Linked DNA regions of Homo sapiens: all the other regions are linked to region 2. The links are chromatin loops, found by intact Hi-C in ENCODE. Cell type or tissue: dorsolateral prefrontal cortex. All regions are shown on one strand.

What was found. Hi-C counts contacts between places; a loop is a spot of excess contacts. Peaks named below come from ENCODE experiments on the same cell type or tissue, not always from the same donor. Only the 100,000 strongest peaks of a DNase experiment are listed, where the experiment ranks them.
Region 1: it touches region 2 in a loop (7-fold over the local background); 20 of 110 quality-filtered maps call a loop at or near these places.
Region 3: it touches region 2 in a loop (3-fold over the local background); 46 of 110 quality-filtered maps call a loop at or near these places.

What each region holds. Positions count from the first base shown.
Region 1 is chr5:77,860,609-77,868,608 of GRCh38, reverse strand. No RefSeq gene overlaps it. Among named protein-coding and RNA genes, the nearest start is that of TBCA, 88 kb to the right of the region's middle. In dorsolateral prefrontal cortex, CTCF peaks have their summits at 499 (motif pointing left) and 1,297 (motif pointing left); a DNase peak (open chromatin) is centred at 518; H3K27ac peaks cover 1,168 bases.
Region 2 is chr5:78,004,079-78,012,078 of GRCh38, reverse strand. The region is part of intron 26 of AP3B1 (adaptor related protein complex 3 subunit beta 1); the gene reads left to right. Among named protein-coding and RNA genes, the nearest start is that of TBCA, 230 kb to the right of the region's middle. In dorsolateral prefrontal cortex, CTCF peaks have their summits at 3,322 and 3,524 (motif pointing right); DNase peaks (open chromatin) are centred at 3,548 and 7,898; H3K4me3 peaks cover 333 bases; H3K27ac peaks cover 4,508 bases.
Region 3 is chr5:77,641,056-77,649,055 of GRCh38, reverse strand. No RefSeq gene overlaps it. Among named protein-coding and RNA genes, the nearest start is that of OTP, 6.3 kb to the right of the region's middle. RefSeq lists a silencer at 3,251-3,470 and enhancers at 3,581-3,630, 3,485-4,045. In dorsolateral prefrontal cortex, a CTCF peak has its summit at 3,432 (motif pointing left); no DNase peak of the experiment used is centred here; H3K4me3 peaks cover 2,580 bases; H3K27me3 peaks cover 5,408 bases.

The DNA.
Region 1 (8,000 bases), 140 kb after region 2:
GTTCTCCCTGGTCTTTTCACTGGCACCAATTTTAAGCCGAGCAGAACCGTGCTGCCTCCCCGCAAATCACCACCATCCCGCCTGCCCCTTGAACATCTCTAAACCTTTAAGCTGACCTTATTTTTGCCTCATTCTTCCTGGTTTCTCTTGTAATTAAACTGATTTTCCTGCTCAATCTCTGTGAATTCCTCCCTGTGCATGGGAGAACTCGTCCTAAATAGAGAAATAAATGAAGGAGTGTTGGGACTCCTGCCTCTTCCGGCCTGCAGGCCCTGAGAGAGCACACAGGAAGTGAGCCAGGGCTTTGGGATGGGACCAGCTGAAGTGGACTCAGCCAGGTGCCAGGCTGCTGCCCCTGTGGAATTGTTCTCTTAACCCAAACAGGAGGGCCGTTCTCTCAGGGCCTGGAATTCTAATCCCACCTCTGATTTATCTTCTGCTCATTAAGTTTGGCATGTATAACTGATTATTTCGGGAGCAATCTGGTGGCATCTGCTGGTGGCTGTGGGCACAGGATGTGTCAGCCACACTGGGCAGTAATCACACACACACATGCACACACACAAACACATGCGTAGCCGGCCACACACCCCCACAGTGAACTCTAGCAACCTCCCCTCTTAGTGCCCCTCTCTGTGTGAATACCTGTCTGGCATATTCACCATTAGGTGCCAGGGGTGGGGTTATGTTCTAATATCATAAACCACTGGCCTGGACGGCATATCAAGAGAAGACATGGGCAGGACCTGGGCTGTGTTTATGGCATGTTAGATCATGGAAAAAAAGACTAAAAACTTTAAAATGAGAACATAATCCAAGCAATTCCTCATAACAACAAACACTGTCTAAATTATCTGCACAAGTGGTAAATATATGAATACCTGTTTATATATTTAAACAGAATACTCATACTGATATAGATTGAACTAATTTTTCTAGCTTCAAAACAGATTTTGGGGGCTCTCCCCCAAGAGTTGGAGCTCTAGTCCTTGGTGACATTCGGGGATTCCTTTCTGTGTATTATAGCCACGGGTTGTGCCTGGAGGCTGTGATAAGAATTGCAGCATTATTTAAGGCAGTGAAATATGGGTCTGGAATGTTAAATTTTATTGTTGAATAGGCTCTATTGCCAAAATGCCCTTAAAAAGTGCATTTTATGTATTTAACATTTTTGTTTTCTTGTATGATCTTTGTGAAAGGCATTTAAAGCAAACCATAAACAAAGAAATATTGATATGGAAATCATTTAGTACTGTGCACAGCCACTTTCATGTAAGAAAAACATTTTTGAGTTTGTTTTTTAGACATCTATTCCCCCTACTGGTGATATTTATTCTTATTTGGCTACCCAAAAAAAAAAAAAAAAAAAAAAAGTTCAGATAATAGGAAGAGAAGAAGCCTGACTGGATTGTTTGAATATCTCAGTGATGTGATTGCTTTTGCGACAAATTCTTAAATTGTAGACTTTCTAACCCCTCTGCCACTAAGGACAGTTACTTTGCAAAGTTGTCCTTTCTCCTTGAACTCTGAAGCACGTATTCCATTGTCACTTCAGAGTGTGAAATGTGGAATGTCCTTACTGATGGGCTGTGGCCGCCACTGTTCATTTGGATAATGGAAGTTGGAGACTAAAGAAACCTTGGACTTTTCTGTCCTCAAAAACTACCTGTCCAGATCTGGTCTGCTTATAAGACACCCAGATTGGGAAGCAATATATCATAGAAGGGCCTATTGTAAGGTGTTTTTACATAATGGCTCCCTTGGACATCTTTGCACCTAGGGAAGCTTATGGAGACCCCCCACCTCACCTCCTCCATGGCTGGGTCATTGCCTTCCCATGTGCTCTCATAGCCCTTGTCCTCCTGCGGCCATATACTGCATTGTAATGACCTGGCTCCTTGGCCACCTCCCCAACAGAACCATACATTTCATGAAAGTAGGACTGGGCTTGCCTGAACCATAGTGGGTAATCCACAGAGCACAGGATACCTTTGCCCTCCCTCCAGGGCAGCAGTCGGATGCCTCGTATCTAGAAGTCCTAACAAAGCAAGAGAGTGCAGGGCAGGGCCACCTTTTTTGGAACTCCAGGGGGTTCCACTGCTGTCCACGTGAATGGTGCCCCTGAGGCTCACAGTGCCCAACCTGCATGGCCACATGCAGCCACCCTGGCTCCACTCCTTTGGGGCTGAGTGGGAGGCAAGAGGAAGACAGGGAGCTGATGCCCACCCAGTGGCTACCACATGCTGGGCACTCTGCCAGCTGCTGGCATCCACATCCATGCCCTTGCTTAGTCCTCAGGCCCGCCCATATCCACCCTGCCTCCCTCCCACCCGCCCCACTCCTGCTCCGTCTCCTGCTGTAGGAGCTAAGGGGAGCAGGAAAGGCAAGACACCTCCGAGGGGTCCAAGACCAGGTGCATGAGGATGGGCACACACTTACATTCCCACAACCCCCAGGACTGCCCACCACCCTTCTCGCTGTTCATTTCCCATTTCACAACTCTAGAAAGTAGTTAGAAGTTCTAGATACTATTCAAGTCAAAGTTTTGTTATTATTATTATGATTATCATTAAACAATACAACGAAAACATCATTTGCAACAGAGCTTTGTTGGGGGTGGGAAACACCTAGCAGGACACTTCTAGCACCCCTCGCACTGCCCCAGCACCCCACATGCCCCCGCTCTTCTTCACTGGAAAATGAGGACAAGGGAGCAGAGTGGACAAACGGAGGCTGGAAAGGCACCTGTAGTAGCGCAGGGGCTGGTCTGTGGCTGCTGCTTGTCTGAAGTGGGGAATCGTACCCCTTCCTCCTCGCACAGGCTGTTGAGTTCCTAGAAGGAGACGAAGGAAAAGCCCTAGAAGGTTTGTGTTTGCATGTGCTAGAAAGGGAGAGAAGAACCACAGAAGAACCCAGAGGCTCCTGCCCCATCCCGGGCCCTGGCGTACTGCAAGGTACCCACACATTCCATGGGGACAGGAGGGCTGGGGTCTGCTGCTTCCCTTCGGGTGGGGGATGTTGAATGGCCTGGAGCCTAAAGTTAACGCATGCCTGACCAGCTCTTTAGGCTCTTTAGAGGAAGGACTCCGCCTGTGACACGTGCCCTTATAATGTGCCCAAGGCCCCTGAAAGCCCACTTGGAGCCCACGTGGCTGTGGCTTTCCAACCCACCTGCCCTCAGGGGGAGAGCTTCCTGGAGCAACATTTACCTCAGCCACCTCTAAGCTACCAGAGCCCCTGTCCACGAATTGCCTCCACCCTTCCAACAGCAAATCAGTACCTTTGCTGCTTCTGACAAAGGACCGCTCCCAACTGCCACATCGGAGCCTCTGTTTCCTCATCCAGATGTCGACACTAGCAAGTGTTCTTTCAGAAGGAGGATGACAGGACACTTTAGGAGCCACAGCAACCACACACAGGGAACGAGCGACTGCCGGGGCAGCTGATCAAGCAGGAAGTCCCACTTATTTGTCCTTCAGGCCCCACACCCTTGCAATGACCTGTGTAGGCTGCTCCTCCACTGGAGGCTGGCCCAGCCCCACAGACTAAGCAGGGAACACAGTTTGCAACCTAAACGGGGTGGGGAAGCCAAAAGTCCAGTTAGCAGATCCCATGGGGTGGCCAGGGAGGGTCACGGAATGGGCATTTAGGCTCACAGGACTGGGGTTCTAATCCTGACCCTGTCACCTTCTTGTGTCTTTGGAAAAATCTCCGAACTGGAGTTTCTCATTCTCAAATTGGGGGACTTGATGAGATGATGTCTAAGGCATTCCTCTTCCTTAACATTCTGGAATCCTAAGAGAGCAGAAGGTATGAGGCACCCCCTGTCCTCTCAAGCTCCAGCAATCCATGGAAAACTCTGCAGCGACAAAGAGCTCTCTTCTAACAAGATTTCTGGAATAATGGACTCCTTTAACAAGACTAATGTAATCAGCAAAGTATTCATGAATCCGAAATAATGTATTAAATTTCATGTGGCCTTTTAAAATTAAGAGGGAGAGCCGAACAAAATGTACAGTGGACATTATGAACTTAAAAGCCTTGAGAAATCACTCCATTACATTTAGTAAATATGTGTCAAACCCCTGCTTCATGCCAAGCACAGTGCTAGGCTCCAGGAGCCCAGGATGAATAAGACAGCCCCTACCCTGCAAAGAAATCAAGGTATGGCGTGGGCAGACCAACATGTCAAAAATGTCATTTCAAAATGCTTTAGTAAAGACGGTGACAGAGATGTGCCCAGGATGTTCTGGGGCTCAGCCCAGCCTGGGGAAAGTTCTAAAAATGTTCTTATAGAAAGTAATGTCTGAACTGACTTTGAAAGACGTACTTCAGGCCTTTTTGCTGAACCCAAAGCTCTACAAAGCTTTCCTACTTCAGCACAATATCTACCTGCACTATTGAGGTTAGGTCAAGTTATTGTTGAGGCTCTTTTATCTTTCCCCACTGGCCAGCAACCCATGAGGACTACTGAGAGCAGGAGAGGAGAGTCAAACGTTCTTAGCCAATTCCTTTCCAATTATTCTACACATTGGCATAGGTTTGGGTTAGATTAGCATCTTCAGGCTCAAATTTTAAGTATCCTGAAGTATATTCCACCGACAGAAAAGCTGACTTAAGATCACGGATTAGGATCAATTATGATTCTCCATCCCTGAACTAGACTAGCCTTTCACCAAAGTGCTCAGTAACTTCCTTAAAGCTCACTTATAGCAGGTAGGGATGGAAGGAAGAAGAGAAATGCCGACACAACTCTAGGCAGGTTAGAAAGCTTGAGATCTTCACTGAATTATATTAAATGTCTTAAGTCTACACTTGGTGTGCTCCCCTTGAAGTGGCTTAAATTTATCGAGTTTCTAGATTAAATTAGACTTTCTTTTTAGAAACAAAACAAAAACCTTAGGAAAATATCACTGTAGAGCTACTACATACAGATATTCTGCAGATACCATTATTTTTCATGTTTTAGAAAATAGGAGATATATAAATGTCACTGGGGTTGTGAAAAGAAGATCTTGTTTGTTCCAAAGAAGATTCTAGAACAAAGCACTAAAAAGATTGATTGTGAGCTCCTAGAAGAGAAAACTGGCCTCAAGGTCTTCAGGACAAGCCACAACAAACAAAAGACAGAATTATCATAGGCCTAATAAATCTGGAATTAGGGAGGATTGCCTCGTACAGTATCCTGTAGGCATGACAGAAACAATGTGTGTGATGCCAGGACCTTGGTTGGATTCATAACTAGTTGCATGGCTCTCTGGAAATGAGCTGATTTGAATATGTGTCATCTTAGGAGTTTTGTAGTATAATGCCCTAGAGAGCAGCCTTGCAACTTTTTGGAACAAGGCAGGGAGGAAAGAGTGTAAGAGAGGAAGAAAAAGAAAATAAGGCAGAAGGAAAGAGAATAAGGGCTCTGAGCTTAATTTGATTCTGTCTCGCATTTGTATTAATTTGGAAGATGGTGTAAAGAGCATGATCACCGAAATTGTAGAGTATGCCAATCAGGAAGAGAACTGGGATGCAAAAAGTCCTTAGGATAAGATAATGGGCTAAATACAAAAGATGAAATGTAACTGGGATGAATGCAAGCTTCTATCTATGGGTCCAAAAAATCAATCTTGCAAGTTAAGAGAGACATGAATTAGCTGCAACATTTATAAAACATAAAAATCCTGAAAGACTAAGGCTTTGAATTGACTATAGCTCAATGGCAATGGGGCCAAATAATCAAATGGGATTTTAGATTAAAATGAGGGAGCTGATGGTTCTCTTTTACTCTAAACTCCTCAAACCATGTCCGGAAAATTGTGTCCAGCTCTGGGCCTCATGCTTTAAGAAGATGGTAGCAAAGTGGAATGTGTCCAGAGGAATAACCAGGAGAGAAAAAACCCAAGTGTTCTCCTGGAAAAGAGAAGATAAGAAGAAAAAAAGTGCTGACTTCAAGTGTTCAAAAGGAATTGGATTTTGGGGAGAGACAAATCTGAGACTGATATGAGGAAGAACTTTCTAACAAAGCTATTGAGAATTAAAATGGGCCACCTTGGGAGCTAGTGATGTGCCTATCAGGAGAAGTGTTTTAACACAGGCCGAAGGCTACTGCTGTAGAATGAGGTAGAAGGGTCCCTCTCTGTATACAGGTTTTCTTTATAGATTCTTGCGGGAAGTATTCTCTGTCAGGCATCATGCTGGGCACTGGGGATGCCAGGACATTGTGCCTTCCATGAGTGAGACAGATCACAATCATAGCCCAACAAGACACATGTGGTCCTGGATATATGAAAAATAAGTACAATAAGCAAGGGAAAGGGAGTTACTAACACTGCGGTGAAGATGAATTCTTGGCCGGGCAAAGCAAAGGAGAGAGTAGTGTAGTGGCATCCCGCTGGGGAAGTTCCTGGGTGTGTGGGGATGGAAACAGTCCGGTGGGAGATGAGACCACAGAGGTGGGCTGGGGCTGGGTTGTCAAGGACGTTGGGTTGTACAATAAATGAGCTCGCTCTCTCTCCAGGAGGAGGAGGAGAGAACTGGCAGGGACTCCTTAAAATAGAGATGTAGGACAGTGATTCTGGTGACAGAGAAGGTGGACTGAACTCAGGAGAAATTGGTGACAGGAAGACTGGTTAGTCATTTCCAGTTCTGAGGTACTTGATTTCATAGGGTGATAGTAAATGTGAACATCTTTGGATGAAAAATGCTTTTACAGGAGGCTAACAACAAGAGGGCAGCTCTGTGCAGAAACAAGTTGTTTGTCTATGAAAATGAGCAGAAAAGGTCTGGGCAGACCTGGCTGTGTGATCCCAGGTCATGAAGACCCGGTCCAGGACATGGTCAGGACTGACCAGGCAGGTTTTCCAGGGAGAGTAGCTTTACAGAGTTTCTAAATGAGCCCATCAGCATTGGACAAATAAGTCTTGCATGAACTGAATATAAACTTAAACAGGGAATTGGAGAGAAATTGATAGAGGGCTTTCCAGCCTTTGAAGCTCTCAAGGACTCTAAGACCTGAGAAACAGAAAAGCTGCCTCTGCCATTAGGAGCCTGCCTGGCCCTCACAGCTAGGCCTTAGTAGTCTCCTGTTGAACACTTTCACAGAACTCCAGACAAGGCCACTCTGTGAATATCATGATAAGGCAAATCAAGACCCCTTCATAGTCGTGTCTGATCTCAAACCAGAACAAGAACATTGTCCAAACCACAAAAATGATCAGACATTCCCTTATCAGGCTAATAGAAGCGACTGCTGCTGCTTTGCCAATTACAGCTTTAGCCTCACTTCATTCTTCCCATCTTTTAGATAAGATTTGTTAAGATAATCAAAGATTTATCTTGTTTCCTGATGGAATCCAATGCACAGCAGAACCCTCTATTTCCTTGAACGCTCCTCCAAATCACCTAACTGAAGTCTAAGTCCTATAAGTAGTCCTTTCTAACCCCTATTACTGAGCTGCCTCATGGTTCCTCATGGTGCATGTTCTCTTTCCTTGCAATATGTCAACAAATCCATTTGTTCCTGGTGGTCTGTGGCAGGAACACATTGACATACCATTACATTATACTTTATCCCGAGCTTTCTTCTCAGGGGTTCTAGTGTCTCTGAGGTTTTTATGTAAAATGTTATACATCACTAGCAGTGGTGGGCTAGTCCATGGACTGTTTTGAGCACAGGCCTAGGCTGTCCTCTTGTCCACCTGATGCATTACAAAACCAGCTCAAATATTAGCAGCTTCTAAGAAGATTCCTGATATCTCTTCCTTGAAATGACCCATTCTCTGAGACCCTACTGCACATGATATGAGCCTTGTTTGGCAAATATTTCACGGTGTTGTAAATATTTTTAAGCACTCTTCTATAAGAAGAATTTGAACTCATTGAGGGCAAGGACTCTGTCATATTCATTTTTGTGTCTCCAGTGTCTAATGTAATAGCATGCAGAAAGTTCACTAAATGAATAAATGATCAAATGAATAAGTGAAATGTTAGACTTGGAAGGGACCTAAACA
Region 2 (8,000 bases):
ATAAAGAGTAGGACCAAAGCCACTCTAATATTTATTAATGGTAATCAGTTTGGGATTATTTTTAAAAACACCAAGTATGAAAAGCATTTTTACTACTAGTATTTTAAGAGATTAAAATTTTCAATATGATAAGTTACTCTTGGCTGGCTTATGTTCTATTTAATTTTTCAGGATCTTTTCTTTCTGAGAGGACTTTTAATAAGAATTAGTGTATTCGTTCTAACCCTTTAATGAATAGAGTTTCCATTGCCTAATTTTGGAATACTTTATTTCTACTACTCTTCAAATTTTATACATTTTTACATTAAATGCCAGGTAAAGAAATACTTAGTGTAAGAATTATCTAAGGAAAAGTGAACCTTTATTAATGTGGAGTAGTATGTAATGGTATAAAGTACAGATTTTAATTGAACACTTAATAGAAAATGATTCCTAACACAGCAACAGAAAATGGCCCTCATTAAGAAAAGCCAATTAAAGGCGCACAGGTTTTATGAAATACACTTCAAAAACCAGAGACATTTTTTATTTCGTTAACACTTTTAAAGATCAATTGAGAAAGCAGCTCTACTGTTAGATTATATGATTTTTAGTTGTAATTTTCTAAATGAGTGATAGGATCAGAGCCAAACAGTATACTATTGAGAGACTCAACTTTATCTTCATTTCTGTCGTACTTACTTGAAAAACCTGCTCTTGGAGAACAAAATCATCTTATTGAGATATACAGAGTGGCCGGGCATGGTGGCTCATGCCCGTAATCCCAGCACTTTGGGAGGCCAAGGCAGGCAGATCACTTGAGGTCAGGAGTTCAAGACCAGCCTGGCCAACATGGTGAAACCCCGTCTCTACTAAATATACAAAAAAAAGTAGCCAGGCTTGGTGGCAGGCGCCTGTAATCCCAGCTACTTGGGAGGCTGAGACAGGAGAATTGCTTGAACCCAGGAGGGAGAGGTTGCAGTGAGCCAAGATGGTCCACTGCACTCCATCCTGGGCAACAGAGGGAGACTCCATCTCAAAAAAAAAAAAAAAAAAAAGAGAGATACAGAATTATGGTCATTGCGTCAATCTGCTGTTTTCCAAATTACAGTTAACGCATGATAAGGAGTATTACAAAAATGAGAAGTTCCATCATCATCAAAAAGCATTTATTAAATATGTAGCTGAATATCTTCACTTCCTGTGTAAGATATTCAAATTTATTTTAATGAGATATACATTGTGAAGGTCTTAATGCATATTACTTAAGACAATACTAGTAAACTAATACATAAATAAAGTGTATCCCAAGGGCAAAATGGACAGCATTAAACCAGTATATGAATGGACTGCAAAGGTGAAAGGGCAAGACCTCATGTGTTCGAAGGTAGGAGATTAGAGGCGTTAGCTGTGGGGATCCCAGTTTCATTCAGGGCCAGGAAAACTTTCATGTGATTCTCTGTGAAATATCCAGGAAGGGTTTAGGAAGGAGGTTTGTGTTCAATGTCGTGGAAACTGAGGTGCCTTGCTTTTGTTACATTGCATGTCCTCTGATAACAGCACTTATGAGTAAGTGCAGTGGCCAAAAAGCAGAAAACAAAAAACATGTAGCTCCGAAATCGCTAAGGTTTTTCTGTACAAAAAAATCATGTGTGAGTTTGTGTAAAACTCAGATTTCTGGAACCCACCCCAAAAACTCAGCTTCAGTAAATCTGAGAAAGAGCCCAGGAATCTCTATTTTAGGCAGCACTCCAAGTGGTTGGAAGGCAAATGTTCCGAAGTCCACAGTTTGAGGCTGCCTGGAATTATCAAGCTGTAATGCCACATGACACATTTCAAAATATTTTTTCCTATGTTTATATGTTTTATTTTTTACTGATTAGTCAGTAAGGGATGCCAGTAGATGAGATGTTTGGTTTAATTTTTCTTACACATATCCCAGAGTGCTCCAGCAAGACAGTGTATTGTCCATTACGGGAGTACATTAGAGCAGTGTCTATAAAACAGTCTTAGACCATAACTGTGTATGTCTTTCAGCAGTCTCAGCCATCTCACATTTTCACCCATAGTCAGAAATCCTGACATTTGTATACAATAATATTGTTGAAAAAGTTGTCACACTTACCTACTCATTTTGCCTTTTCATGAACCGCAAATTAACCCTCTGAGGAGAAAAGGTGATATTTGATTGAAGACAGAACATCCTGTCTCTGCCATGATTCTATTTTAGTTCTTAGCTTATTCAGTAAGATTCTGGAGCAACTTTCATTATTAACTTGTATTCACTACTGATATTCCTTCCCCTCTCCCCCTCCCCCACCCCCCCGTATATCTTAATTAGTAATTTGGATTTTGTTTATCCTGTCACTTTTTAAATTTGCAAGCTTTTACCATATGCAACTTGTGGATAATTACAATCCTAGTCGAATAAATGTTGGTTTACTGTTGTCACTAGGTCCTTAACTATTAGGAAAGTCTGGTGCTGTGAGTGAAACAGTGTATCCATTGGCAACCAAGTAGTCAACTTTTTAATTTATCAACACACATAAAGACAGTTTATTTCAGGTTTAAAATAAAAGTCTTATTATTTAATTCAAGTACAGGTAAAGAACAACTTGTTTCATTTCTTTTTTTTTTTCTTTTAAGACAGGGTCTCACTCTGTTGCCCAGGCTAGAGTGCAGTGGCACAGTTGTAGCTCACTGCAACCTTGAACTGGGCCCAGGCAATCGTCTTGTCTCAGCCTCCTGAGTAGCTAGGACTACAAGTGCATGCCACCATGCCCAGCTAATTTTTTTTTTTTTTTTTTTGTAGAGACAGGGTGTCCCTATGTTGCCCAGGCTGGTCTTGAACTCCTGGGCTCAAGCAGTCCTCCCACTTTGGTTTCCCAAAGTGTTGGGATTACAAGCATGCGCCACTGTGCCTGGCCAACTTGTTCCATATCTAGGCCTTAAACTCACCCAGTTAATCACTGTTATTGCATACCTGTTTGAAGGTTGTTAATAGGGGAAATACTGGTACACATTATTTTTGGTATCCTAAAAAGATCTATAATGTGTAGCTCCTTCACTTAGTATTTTTTTGGAGACCTTTGTGACAGATTTTGCTGGTGCTAGGGTTGCAAACACAAATGGCAAAGACACTTCTTGATGGGGTCTCTAATATTTCCCTTTCTCTATTCTTAGTTTGATTAACTTTTGAGTTACTGTTTTTGTTTGTTAGTTGTTTTCTTCTCTGTTGGTAACTATATGGGATTTGAATTCTGGGTAATTTTGGAGAATTTGTAATTCTCCAAAGAATTTTTGCTTTTCAAATAACATTGGACATCTTGTTGCCCTAATTGTATAAGCCCTGATACTACTGTCAACCTTCTTCATTGTATAAACAGAAACAAAATTTTGTATAAATAGTTTTAAGTATAAAACTATCAGGCTCAGGTCTTTTCTACAATATGACAAATTTTGAGTCTCAAACAGGACTGAAGATTTGTAGAACCTCTTTAGTAATCAAAACAGTTCTTTCTCAGGTTGGTGGCTGTCCACTAGAGGACAGCACTGCATTTTTATCTGACTGCTTTGAACTCTGCAGGCCCTGAGCATCAGTTCATTGACAAACAAATGCGGACCTCAGTTAATTTTCACACAGAAAGCATATTTGGATATTTCAGAAGTAACCAAACTGCACAGCTGATTTTTACTTTAAAACATTCTCTATTTAAGTTTTATTTAAGTTCACCATTTAATGTCCTCTAATGCAACAATTTTACTAATGGGAATCTGTAACTGTTTCACGTAAAAATGAAAGAAAGGTATTCTTGATGCTTTTCCTTCTGGTTTGACAATTTTGTAAGGAATCAAAGAGAATGGGGTAAGAATGTATTTGTTTTACTATTAGTTTTCCCTTGTTAACCCCATCTCACCCCACCCCCACCAGACAAACCAGAAATGCTCTGAAATAACTGGGATGTTTTATGTCTTCTTTAAGCAAGGGCACTTAGATTTTTTAGCTTTCCTATATAAAGAAAGAGAATGCATCATTGGCCTGATAGTGTGGGGAATAATTTTTTTATACCATCTCTGAAGATTAGAGTAGGAACTAGAGAGTCCTAAATTATGGTGGTTGTTTATTTTTTATTTTAACTTTTCTCATTTGAACGTTAGAGGAAAATACTACAATATTGTTAGGTGATTTTTTAAATAACTGGGAAAAATACATTGCTTTGTGTAAATTCTCTAAAACTAAATCACGTGTAAATGCTTTTTTTGTCCTTCACTATTAATTCAATAGTGTAATGGTTTAACTTTAAAATGCAATTTTATAGTCAACAAAATAGAATTTTTTACAACTTACAAATTCTCTGCCTGTTTAAAATGTTCTACTATAATAACTCAAGGTAATAAAGATTTATAATTTTAAATCCTTTGGCAGATAGCGCTCCAAATCACTATACTTTGGTATTGATGTTTAGGAGGCTTATTCCAACCAGTATTTCTTACATATAATGATCGTGCGACTTCATTACACATTTGTCAACTTTGGACTAATTATTTTTATACAGCTAGGGCAGGGCACTGCATCTTGTGATCGTCTTTCTTACTAATAGGATTCTGTCTGCTTCAGCAGGCAGTAATTGAAGGCTTCATGTACAGAGTACAAAAAAAAAAAAGTTTTAGCCTGAGTGGGTCATTGTCACAGCTTCTGGTAACCAGTAGAACAGAAAGCACAAGAAAATTGAACTCAGAATAGAAAAATCAGAAACCAGGAAGACTATCCAAGAGAAGAAAAAGCATGTCTTAGAGCTGTTGCATTAAGTATAGCAAATCTGATTCTGTGTAAAAAATGTTATGTTTGTGACTACCCTGGAGACTGACGCAGCCTCTCAGATAAATACTTTTAAATTCATGCTGTACCGTTAATGTTAATTGTTAGAACAATTGAATTATAGGATTTCTTTTCCTTCTAACAAAGAACATGTATGATTTATAGCCAGTTTGTTACAAATCTTAAAAAGTATAGTTTAAGTGCATGGAGAATAAATCTGTGTATTATAGATATTAGATTTTTTTCAAATTTGTTGTTGCTATTTGGTCTGTTTTTATAATTATGACTATAGTTAAGACAAAATAACTTTTTAAGAAGAATGAAACTTTTTTTTATTTAGCTTTGACAACCAGCTTATTCTGTCTTTTTCGTAAATCTTAAGAATTCCTATAGGCTTCAAAGATTAAATGTCAATTGCTGGAGATAATAGACAAAGACATTTAATAAGATGAAATACAGATATAGCCAAACAGTTTTACCTTCTCAGTTGGTGATTACAAACAGCAAGTGGTTGGTGATAGAATGAAATGAAAAATATCTAGATGGTGTCCTTTTAATAACATGGAGCCCGTCATACACAGGCAATACATCTTTAACTGTCATCGCACTTATTTGTTCTCATTTGTGGTGTTACTGCTTTTCGAGGTTGATTGGTCTCCCCGTAGTCCCTCCCTGTGTTACAGCTCCATTCAAAAAGGCTTTGTATTTTTCATTGCTGGTGTCTCTTTAGGGAGAGGAGAGTAGGGGATATTTAAAATGTTTTAAATCTTTAAAGGCAGAAATGTAAAATATATGAGGAATCAAGTCCGCACGCTTTGAATTACGCATTACTACAAAATCAAGTAAACAATTTTTGAAGAGAGGACTCTTCCTTCTTAATGTTTTTGGAACAATAATAGATTATGTGTATATTAGGTAAATGGGAAAAACTTTATCTGTTGACTGATAAAAACAAATTATTATGGGTGCATTTTTGTATATATGAAGATAATTTGTGTGACCTGGAATCAGAATGCTTGGGTTCAGATTTCTGCTCAACCAGAAATTTGGTGTGTGGCCCTGAGGAAGTTCTTCAACTTCTCTGGGCCTCGCTTGCCTCATCTATAAAGTGACCTGCCTCATAGGATTAAATGAAATAATTCCAGTGAAGCACTTAGAACCCACTGCCAGAACACAGTAAGTGCTTAACAAATGATAGCTGCTATCATCATTATAGTGATCAAAAATTTCTCATGCCTTTTGAAAAAATTTTGTCACAGTGTGATCTTAGTTCAAGGCCAAGCACAGAGGTTCTGATGTCAGCCATTAAGTTTAGTATGTAAATATCTGACCCACGCTGACTTTATAATCAATGTTTCTGACATCCCAAAGCTAGCTATTTATTACTTATGAATTAGTACTCTTTCCATAACTATTTTTTGCATGTATGTTGAAGCATAGCCTGTGCAGGAGTTAAATGATGAATAAATCTGGGGTAGTGGTTTTTGCCTTCCGAGGGCCAAAACAAACCAATTTTGATCATGCTGTGTTCCAATTAAATATATCCTTTCTGAACTGTGAAATGAGAATGTCAGAACATCTGATCTTCTAGTCTTCCGCTTTAAAACATTGCTTCCACCATTTGTGTCCACTAGAACATAGAGACCTAGTTAATAAAGGCAGTAGCTTTTACACCAGCTAGCAGATTATGTTGCTAGGATGATTTGCTTAGTGTGTTTCCATTGCAGCGTAAGCAGATGCCTCTTTTCTTTCATACCCCTATTCTTTATAGTACTGAGACTTTTGTGGCAATAGGATTTCAAAAATATGTCCAAGATACTAATTCTAATTTCTGTCAACATACTGACACCAAAATTGACATTTGTCTCTGCCAACTTTATATTAATTGTAACATTAACTCTAAGTTTTTTAATAGAAAAGAGACAAAATGTGCCTTGGGGCTGTGCCACCCTGAAATTCAAACAACAGTGCTTTTGTGTTCCTATTCAGGCATAATCTCCTTCTCTATGGTCCCAAGGCACAAGTGTTAAGTAAATAAAGGGACTAATAAGACTATTGTTTACATAATTATAACCCTGTCAGAAATAGGGACCTCTGTTGAAATATTTGTTGAGTGAATTACACACGTGATGACCGAATCTGTGGGAAAAGTTGCATAAATGAATGGGAAAATAGAGCCACCTCATATCCTTTGGTGACGTGGTTTTACAGGAATATAGAAACAGCATTCTCCTATGAAGCAGAAGAGCCTGAAAAATTTAGACAAAAGAAATGCATAAACCTGTGAGGAGCCTTAGAAAAGAGAGATCATTTTAGGGCTGGTGATCTTTATGTTTCTCAAAGATGAAATTGAGGTACCTAGTTCATAATCTCTCATGTGTACGTCTGAAAAGCAGATGGATGTGTGTGTTAAGAGGTTTATAAAAACCTCTTTAAAAACATTGGTATGATTTATATTCCTAAACTGGTTACTTACAATTGCTTCTCTCAGTAGGAATACTGCTCTGTCAGATTCCTTGCAAGTTTTCAGCATGCTTGTAGAGTGCACAAGCAAATGCCTAGGAAGATTTTCTAACATATTTTGTTGATAGCCCATTAGCTAACATTTTAAAACACAACTTCAAAGTGTTTATAATATTTGAAATTTAGTAAAATTAGCATATCTGTTTTGGTTTGGATACATTATTCTAATTATTGTTGGACAACCTAGTTCATGATTTTATTTGTCCAAAAATGGCTTGTTTGGTTTTAAAAAAATTAATGTGTTATGAGATCTTGATGTTATTTTTTAAAAAACCCAAAAAAGAAATTACTTTTCATTTAAAGAGAATCTGCTTCCTGCTTAAGTGGCTAATATTTTAATTAAGTCGGGAGTGAAGTTTTTCTGAGTGTCTCCTGATAAACTCCCTCTTTTATGTTGATGGTAATTAAACAGATCCCTGTGGACACCGTGGGCTCTGTGCGAGGCCCATGCTAATTGTCAGACATGAGACACTGACCAGTTGGTTTGCTCTTGAATAGTCCGCAGCGTGCTGTTAGCGCGGCAGTTTTATTTTTATGTATTGTGAGCTGTTGTCAGGGCTAACTGGGTGCCATTGTGGCTGAAGATGTTGCGCAAATTGAGGCAGATGGCTCAGATTCAGACACGTGTCATATAGAAAGGGGCAAGGGGATTGGCCCTGCAAAGTGGGGTCACAGCAGG
Region 3 (8,000 bases), 360 kb after region 2:
CAAGACTATACCCATTGTATCCACAGGCCCTAGCTCAGTGCCTTGCTCACAGCCAGTGCTCAATAACAATTTAGAGCCAGGTGTGGTGGTGAGCAACTGCAATCCTGGCTACTCAGGACACTGAGGTGGAAGGATCCCACGTACTCAGGAGCTCAAGGCTAGCCTGGGCAACATAGCGAGACCCCTGTCTCTAAAAAAAAAAACAGTCAATGGATGAATAGATAATCAATGAGTGGCATTATCCTCGGCTCTTCTTTCTCATACCCCACATCTAGAAGCACATCCTAGGCTTCCTAGGAAATACTTCTAGATTCCAACCACTTATCACCTCCTCCACTGCTCTCATTCTGGTCCAAGCAGCCATCATTTTCCCCTTGGATTATTACATTAGGCTACTACCTGGCCCCTCTGCCTCCACTTTCCACCTTCCATCCCTCCTCTGGCAAACACACACCATTTTTTTTTTCAGTACAAGTATTAGAGAAGACTGAAGATGGGGTCAAGTCATAAATTAGGGCCATATTGAAGATAGCATTTTTGTCCCCTCCCAGAGCAGGAAAACCATGGAGCCTTCTCTCTCATGTTTTAACCAGCTCAGGTAAAGACTATAGCACTCAATTTCTATTTAGGTAGGTATGGCCATGTGACTAAACTCTGTTCCATGCATTGTGAGAGGAAGTAATAGAAGCATTTTTGAGCCATGCCCTTAAAAGAAAGGAATGAGCCTTCCTCTTCATCTCCGTTTCCAGCTACCCAACATGCAGAGGTGATGGCAGGAGCTGGAGCAGCCATCTTAGGCTGCAAGATGGAAGAATATGTTAAGGAAGACAGAGAACAATAAAGAAGGCTGGGCTGGGCATGGTGGCCAAGCCTGTTTTCCAAGCTACTGGAGAGACTGAGGCAGGAGGATCATTTCAGCCCAAGGCTGCAGTACACTATGATCATGCCTATGAATAGCCACTGTCTCTCTCTCTCTCTCTCTCTCTCACACACACACACACACACACACACACACACGGAAGAAGAAGGCTAGGTTCCCAGTCTTTTAGAGCTTCCTGCCATATTGGTCTTGGCATGTTTTTCATGGGCTGTTATGTGAGAGATAAATAAAATCCTATATGTTCTAAGCCACTCTAATTTGGGGTCTCTGTTACAGCAGCCTGTGTATCCTAACTAATACATATTCCCTTCCCTACCACAGCTGCTTCCTAGAGTGTGAAAAAAAATTCTGCTGGGAAAATATATGTAAAAGTCCATCTCCTTTTTAATGGGTGACTTGGAGACCTCTCAAAAATTAAGGGGGGGTAGAGTAAATCCTTGTTCTAAAGCAGTTGGGAAAGAGCTATCTCCTACACAGAAAAGGCTCTTTGGTTCCATATGTCAGCAACTTAGGAAAGTGCAGGAGGGTGGAGAAGGCAGCCCTGTTACTGGCTTTCAGGCCCTAATGTGTGAAATGCCTTTGGGGAGTGAATGAAAGAATTAGCTTAAGGTCTGGATTTGGGGGCTTTAGTAGGCTTAAGACAGACTTTAATCACCCTTCACTCTCTGTGGTCCCAGCGTGTAAATTTTAATCACATTCACTTGCACCTCCACCCAGGGTTAGGTCTGTTTATTTATGACCCACCATTGTATGAGGCTGATCTCTCCAGCCAGAGTGCCGACTGCCCAGGGCCTGCCTCTAGGAGAAAGAGCTGCCCACCAACAAACCAGGTTTCCTGACAATTCTCTGCAACATGAAAACATGTAATATAGGTTTGGATTAATATCAACCTATATTTTGGTCAGATGGAAGATATGAAATTGTTATAAATTTGTTAGACTGCATGCATCTTCTAGCCAGTTGTTTTCTTGGAACTTACTGGTTTGACAATTTCTTTTTGATTCTTCACCCAGCTGTTCCCTACATTCAGACTTATTGGTAGAACTCCTCTAGAGATTTGCATTTTTTCTCTGAAGATGATAATCATAAATTTTCACCCAAATATCACTCTTTTATAACCTGGGGCCCATAGGCAGCTCAAGAGGGGTTTTGAACCCCCTAAAGTTTTTGGTAAATAAATGCATTTTAATGGGAGGTGGTCCATAGCTTTCACACCCCCCAAAAACATTTCTTAAAAATATGCAAGAGTTTCCATCAGCACTGGTGAGGCTGATTAGGGAACCAGTATTTGGATCACAGTAACCCCCAAATCCTTCTGTCTCAAGTCTCCCACCACCACTAGGCAGATATGGAAAAGTCACTTATCTAGGCAATGTGCCTCTCCTTGCAGTCCTTTTACAAAAATGGGAACATTCCGTGAAGGATATTACATTAACTCTTAACACCTAAGAAAGTTAATTCAAATTACTTTCTTCCTTGAGATCTCAGGTTTCTGGGTGAGAAGAAAATACAGACTGAGAAGGTAAGAGAGGGTGAGAGCCCACCAAAACAAACTGAGCTTCTTCCTGGGTTATCTTTGCCTCCTACAGGTACAAATCCTGATGGCCACAGTCTACTGTAGTGGAAAAATTCAATGCAGGCCATTGTGAGCTCTACTAAGCCAAGCATCTGTCTCTCTGTTCATCTCTCACCCCCTCAGTGCCCAACATATAGTAGATGCTCAGCAAATGTTGGTTGGATGAATAAAGGAAAGTGTGTCAGCTGCCTCATTGGTCACCTTGTGTAAATAACGTAAATTTCCTTGTCCCATTAAGAATGGGTCTAAATGATGAAACTGAGCCAAGGAGAGGGCTAACAACCTAATTAGAAATAAATACTGAGGCATCACCACCTCTGGACATTGGGAGCATGCACATGTATACACTGTGATGCAGAGAAGAAATTCATAGGTCGTCCTTGGCCTAATAAACCAGAAAGATCAGAGGTACCCGTTTAAGACCCTTTGGAATAATTTATTTTAGACTTAAAAAAAAGACATGGTAAAAACAGAGTTGTTGCCTTTTCAGTACTTTAATAAAATGTGGAAAGAGACTTGGAGAGAATGAGAACCCCCGAGGCCCTTCCACGCCAGGACTCCCAGACGCGGTGTCCGCGCGAGCTGACCCGGGGTTCTGGGGTGCCGCGGTGGCACCCCTGCCTCTGAGCACCTGTTTTTGTGACACCCTTTTCCCGATGGAGCTCACATCTACCCGGGAGGACTTCCACCTGTTCCAGAAGTTTCCTGGACTGACCCTCGGCACCCGCCCCAGGCAAGGGCCCCTCCCTCGGGCCGGCTTCTCCAGTGTTCGGGGGCCTGGCAGTTGCTTGTGCCAACCCGGCCGCCCAGCCGAGGCGGAGCGGGCCGGGCTGGCGGGGCCCCCTAGCCGCTGCGGCGGCTTGTGTCCCCCGCCCGGCCCGACGGCGCGGGAGACGCCGGGAGGAGGCCGCGCTGCGGGCGCTGCGCCCCCTGGGGGCCGGGCGGGGCGGGCCCGAGTCCCCTCTGGGACCGCGGCACCTCCGGACCGCTGGAAGGCGACGCGGCGGCCACTTCGGGCGGACGGGCCCGGCCTGCAGAGGAGTTGGGCTATTTTGTAACTGCACCATCCACCCAAGCCTCATTACCACCTCTTAATGAGACCCCTTTACTCCGTGACGTGCAACCGCTCCATCTCATTAAGGAAATCGCTCTTCAATGCTGATTATTTTATTTGCAGCCATAATTATATTTCTTTCGGCTAAATCACGGTTTAATCGAGCCCACATGGAGGGCAGCAGCACTAATTACGGCGGGGGATGCGGCGACGGCGGCGGCGGCGCGGGCCGGCTGGGGGGTGCGGTAGGGGGTGCCCGGGCGGCGGGCGCGGCCGAGGGGCCCCCGGGCGGGGAGGGGCGCGGGCGGGGGGCGGGGGCCCGGGCTCAAACACAACAACTTATTACTTCTAATTCCCCAACTGTCACCAAATCACCTGCACGAAACAAGAATCTAATTTGTTAAGCTGGCATGTCTGCAGATGGAAGATCGATCTTCTCTGTAGATTTCTCTAATTGAGTGAATATAGACGCCCGGAATTAGCCGCACTCGGGTTGCGGGGAGGGGACGAGGGTCTGGGAAGCGGGGGAGAAAAAAAAGGGGGAGGAAGGGAGAAGACAGAAGAGAGGGAGGGAAGGAGAAAAAGGGGAGAGAGAAAGGGAAAGGAGCGAAAAGGGGAAAGAGAGACGGATGGGAGGACCGATGGAAAAGAGAATGAGAGGAAGGAGTGGAGGACGGAAAGGGAGAAAAAGAGAAAGGAGGAAGGAGGAAAAGGAGCAAACAGAGAAAAGGAAGAGAGCATAAAGAGAAGGGGGAAAGAGAGAGAAAGGGAAGAGGGAAAGGGAAGAGAAAGGGTAGGAGATGCAAGGAGGAAAAGATAGGGAGATGAAATCCTATTTGAGAAAGGCTCTTCACCCATAGATGCAACTCCCTCCTCCACCCCACCCCCCGAAGCGTAGAGTCGCTGGAGCGGCCGAGTCCCGGCGTCTGTTGCAAACCTGGCACTAATTGCGCCCGAAAAGAAAAGGATTGGGACGTAGGAGCCGGGCGGGGAGCGAGCGGGGAGTGGGCGAGCGCAGGCGGCTCGAAGAAATGGCTTACAGAATTACATTTGTTTTTCTTGTGATTTTATTAAAAGTCACTCCTCATCTCCAGAATGCGTGAAAATATCTACTTTCCACTCAGATACACCGCATTAACTTGTTGGAGGCGAATTTGTTTGTTTGTCTATTTTATTTATTTGCTAGATAAGATTGATGCAGTCTTATTAGCGCTATATCTAGTTATAGAAAGAGATAAGGATGAGATGTTTTTCTTTTTATTCCAATTACTAGCCTTGTCACCTAACTGAATAACTGATATATGATTATTTATCCTGAGTAAATAGAAATCAGAAAAGCAACGAACTTAACACATGCAAACAAAATCTCCATGTCACTTATTATATTCCGTGTGGCTAATTGGGGCCATTAAAATTACGGGGCGAAAGGCAAAAAAAAAAAAAAAAAAAAAAAAGAGAAGCAAGATACGCAGTCAGGGGGCGGATACTAATCCGTCATTGTTTTGTGTCGAGCTTTCTGTGTGGAGGGCCGTGAGCGCCAGTAGTTAGAAGGGAAAGATGGGAGAAAAAACGAGCAAGGGACCGGCCCTTGCACCCACGAAAAGTCAGGCGGGTGGACTGTCTGGTTGAAGTTTGCAAACTCGAATGTGTGGGAAACTGTTTACTGCAGAAAAGAAAAAAGTGTATATGTCGAGCTCGTGTATTGCGAAAGGCTTCTGGGTGGGATAGGAAATGAGACTCTTTGGGGCAGGTTTCTGCCCCTCCGCAGCGCCTGGCATGCCCCCTCCGTGTGAGTGAACAGGCAAGGAACACGCACTGCTCGCACAAGCACACACAAGTACACGTGTCATGCACACGCAGCCTGCTACCGGCGTTTAAAAAACAGAAAGAAAGCCCCAAGTGTGGATCCTGAACGTTGCTTGGCATTTGGCTCCGAGGCTGGGGATCCTGGGTCCTGTAGGCAGAATTGTTGCGGCCAGAGGGCCCCCTCAGCGACATCAATCGAACAGCTGGCTGAGAGCCTCCCGGAGTCCCTGCGCTCCCAGCCCTGGGAGGCCAGGAAGATGCACATTTGGGCTGGGCCCAGGCCTGTTTGAGAAGGGTTAAAAACGCTTCACTTTGCCCTCCAGAGCCCTCTCCCGAAGGCGAGCGGAGGACCCTTTCACAGTGGCCGGGCAGGGGCACTCAGAAGAGAAGCCTCTTTGGCTGTGGTCTCTATTGCTGGAAACCTCAAGAGAGTTATTTTATGCAGAGAAGCATGGAAATGCCTTTTACCCCTTTACAGACACTTGGCCGCCCTCCCAGGTCTCCTTCCTACTAGTCATCCCACCCTCAAAATGACTCCCCGAAAATAAGCCATACACTAAGCAGTCTCAAACTCCAGAGTGGCCAGATGCAGACCACCAACCCCAGTCTGGGACAGGGTCAGGTGGGGAGAGTGGAGGCTGAGGGGGAGTGTAGGTTCTGGTACCCAGGGCAGGATGTGCGGGAAAAGTGGTCATCATTGTTCCGAGCACAGTGGACTTGAGAGCGTCCTTATTTTCTTCTAGTATGTGTCCCCACCCTTTAATTCTTTTCCATTTCTTAGGTAGGCCTGAGGAACACGATCTGATTTGCCATTGCGTTTGGATTATTGCCTATCTGGAAAAGTAAACAGGAGTGTGCAAGTCACTTGATTTGTTTTCTGTAAGCAAATAATACCCAAAAGCATGGCTGTAATTTACCACGAATTAAAATTGATTCTTTTCATCAGGCAAGAAAATAGGAAAATGTGAGATCGTTAATTATTGAGGGAGGAGCTCCTCATTAAAGGGAACAATGTTACAATTCAGCATTTAATAGCAGGAATGTGAATAATAACGCGCCATATTTCAGCCCACTGTCTGCAAAGAAAAGAGAGCAGTTTACAAACAACTCAAGCAGCCGAAAGTTACATTTAATAAACCTCCGAGGTTTTTGTAAGTGGAAAAGCAATTAGGGCTCTGGGCATACTACCCAATTCTTCCCACAACACCCGGTATATATTTTTATTCTGTCTGTTTCTGTGTCTACAAAGGATTCACAATGCACGCAGAAATACGATTAGAGAGACAATCAGAATTACAAATACAATCAGCACAAATTCCTCTGGAAGGCACCAGCTGCCCGGGGGCCCCATCCCACCCCACCTCCCGGTCTAGACACACATTTCTAAGTCTTGATCTGGAACTGGACGGCAAAGCAGGAGTAAAGACACTGATTTGATAGTTGCTGTGCTTGTAATTTACATTATCAGTCATCAAGTTTTTTTTGTTTTGTTTTTTGTTTTGTTTTTTTTTTTTTTAATTCTCCCAGCAAGCCGACTTTCCTCGCAGCTACAGAGTTCTCTGGCTCTGTCTGGGCGCGCAGGGCGGCTGGAGTCAGGAGCCGATTCCCTGGCCTGTGAACGCTCTTTGTGCTTCGTTAGAAAAGAGAAGGAGGGAAAAGGAGAAAGAAAAAAATGATTTCCCTGTGCATCGTCCCTTGGCAGGATCTTGTACAAAATTCAATCTCTATTTTTTATGAGAAGTAAACTGTCTAAATAAATTTTATTAGGGGCAACCAATATATTTTCTGGTAGTTCCCTTTGTTCCACTTCTACGTGTGTGTAACAATCTAAAACCTATTTATTGAGGAAAAATCACTGGATCCGTCATAGAAAATCCTTTTACTTTGCTTTGAAGTGATTTCTGAAGACATTCTTGTCATTCCGAAGATTTGGGGGCCATTGCGCTAAAGCTTCGCCTTGTTAGGGACTTCAGTTCCCATGATCATGTGGGAAATGCCTTAAATTATCAACAGCAATGGGCCTGACCGGCACTTTCCCGGCTGCCCCAGGAACGTGGGAAGATGACGGGGAATAAAACTCTGGTAAATACATATCAGGCGCTACCCAGGTGGATTCAGACATTGGCCAAAACGAGCTACCGAGAGGGAACCGGGAGCAGGGGGGAGCTTTTTACATCCAGGCTATTGTCGTTTTTCTCGCTCTGCCTGCTGGCGGCGGGCACCTGGCTCCAACTCCAGCCTGCGCCCTCCCCGCCTCGACGCCCCACACCGCCCCCTTCCCACTCTCAGATTTCCCTTTTTTTTTCTTTCCTTTCTCCCTTCCCCCCCCCGAGATGCTTATGCTCTGAAGTCTTGCAAGAAATGATTTAGTTTGTTTATACTGCTATAAAAATCAAGACCAATAGAAAAGTCATAAAATGAAGCGGGCTATCAATCATGCCGCAACATTGTTATTCAGCGGTTACTAACAGAGATGGATAATCCTTTGATTTCGTCCCATTGTTATTACTCTGATGTGTCTTCACATTAACTATTACACATTCATTTATCGACCTGAAAGATACAACAAAACAGAATATACGAGCGAGTGCGTGTGGGAGATCGCTGCACAGCCGGCGCCGTTCCGGGGGCGACTGTGGGATGGGGACACTAGCGCTTGTGTGCACGCACGTGGAGACGCGCGG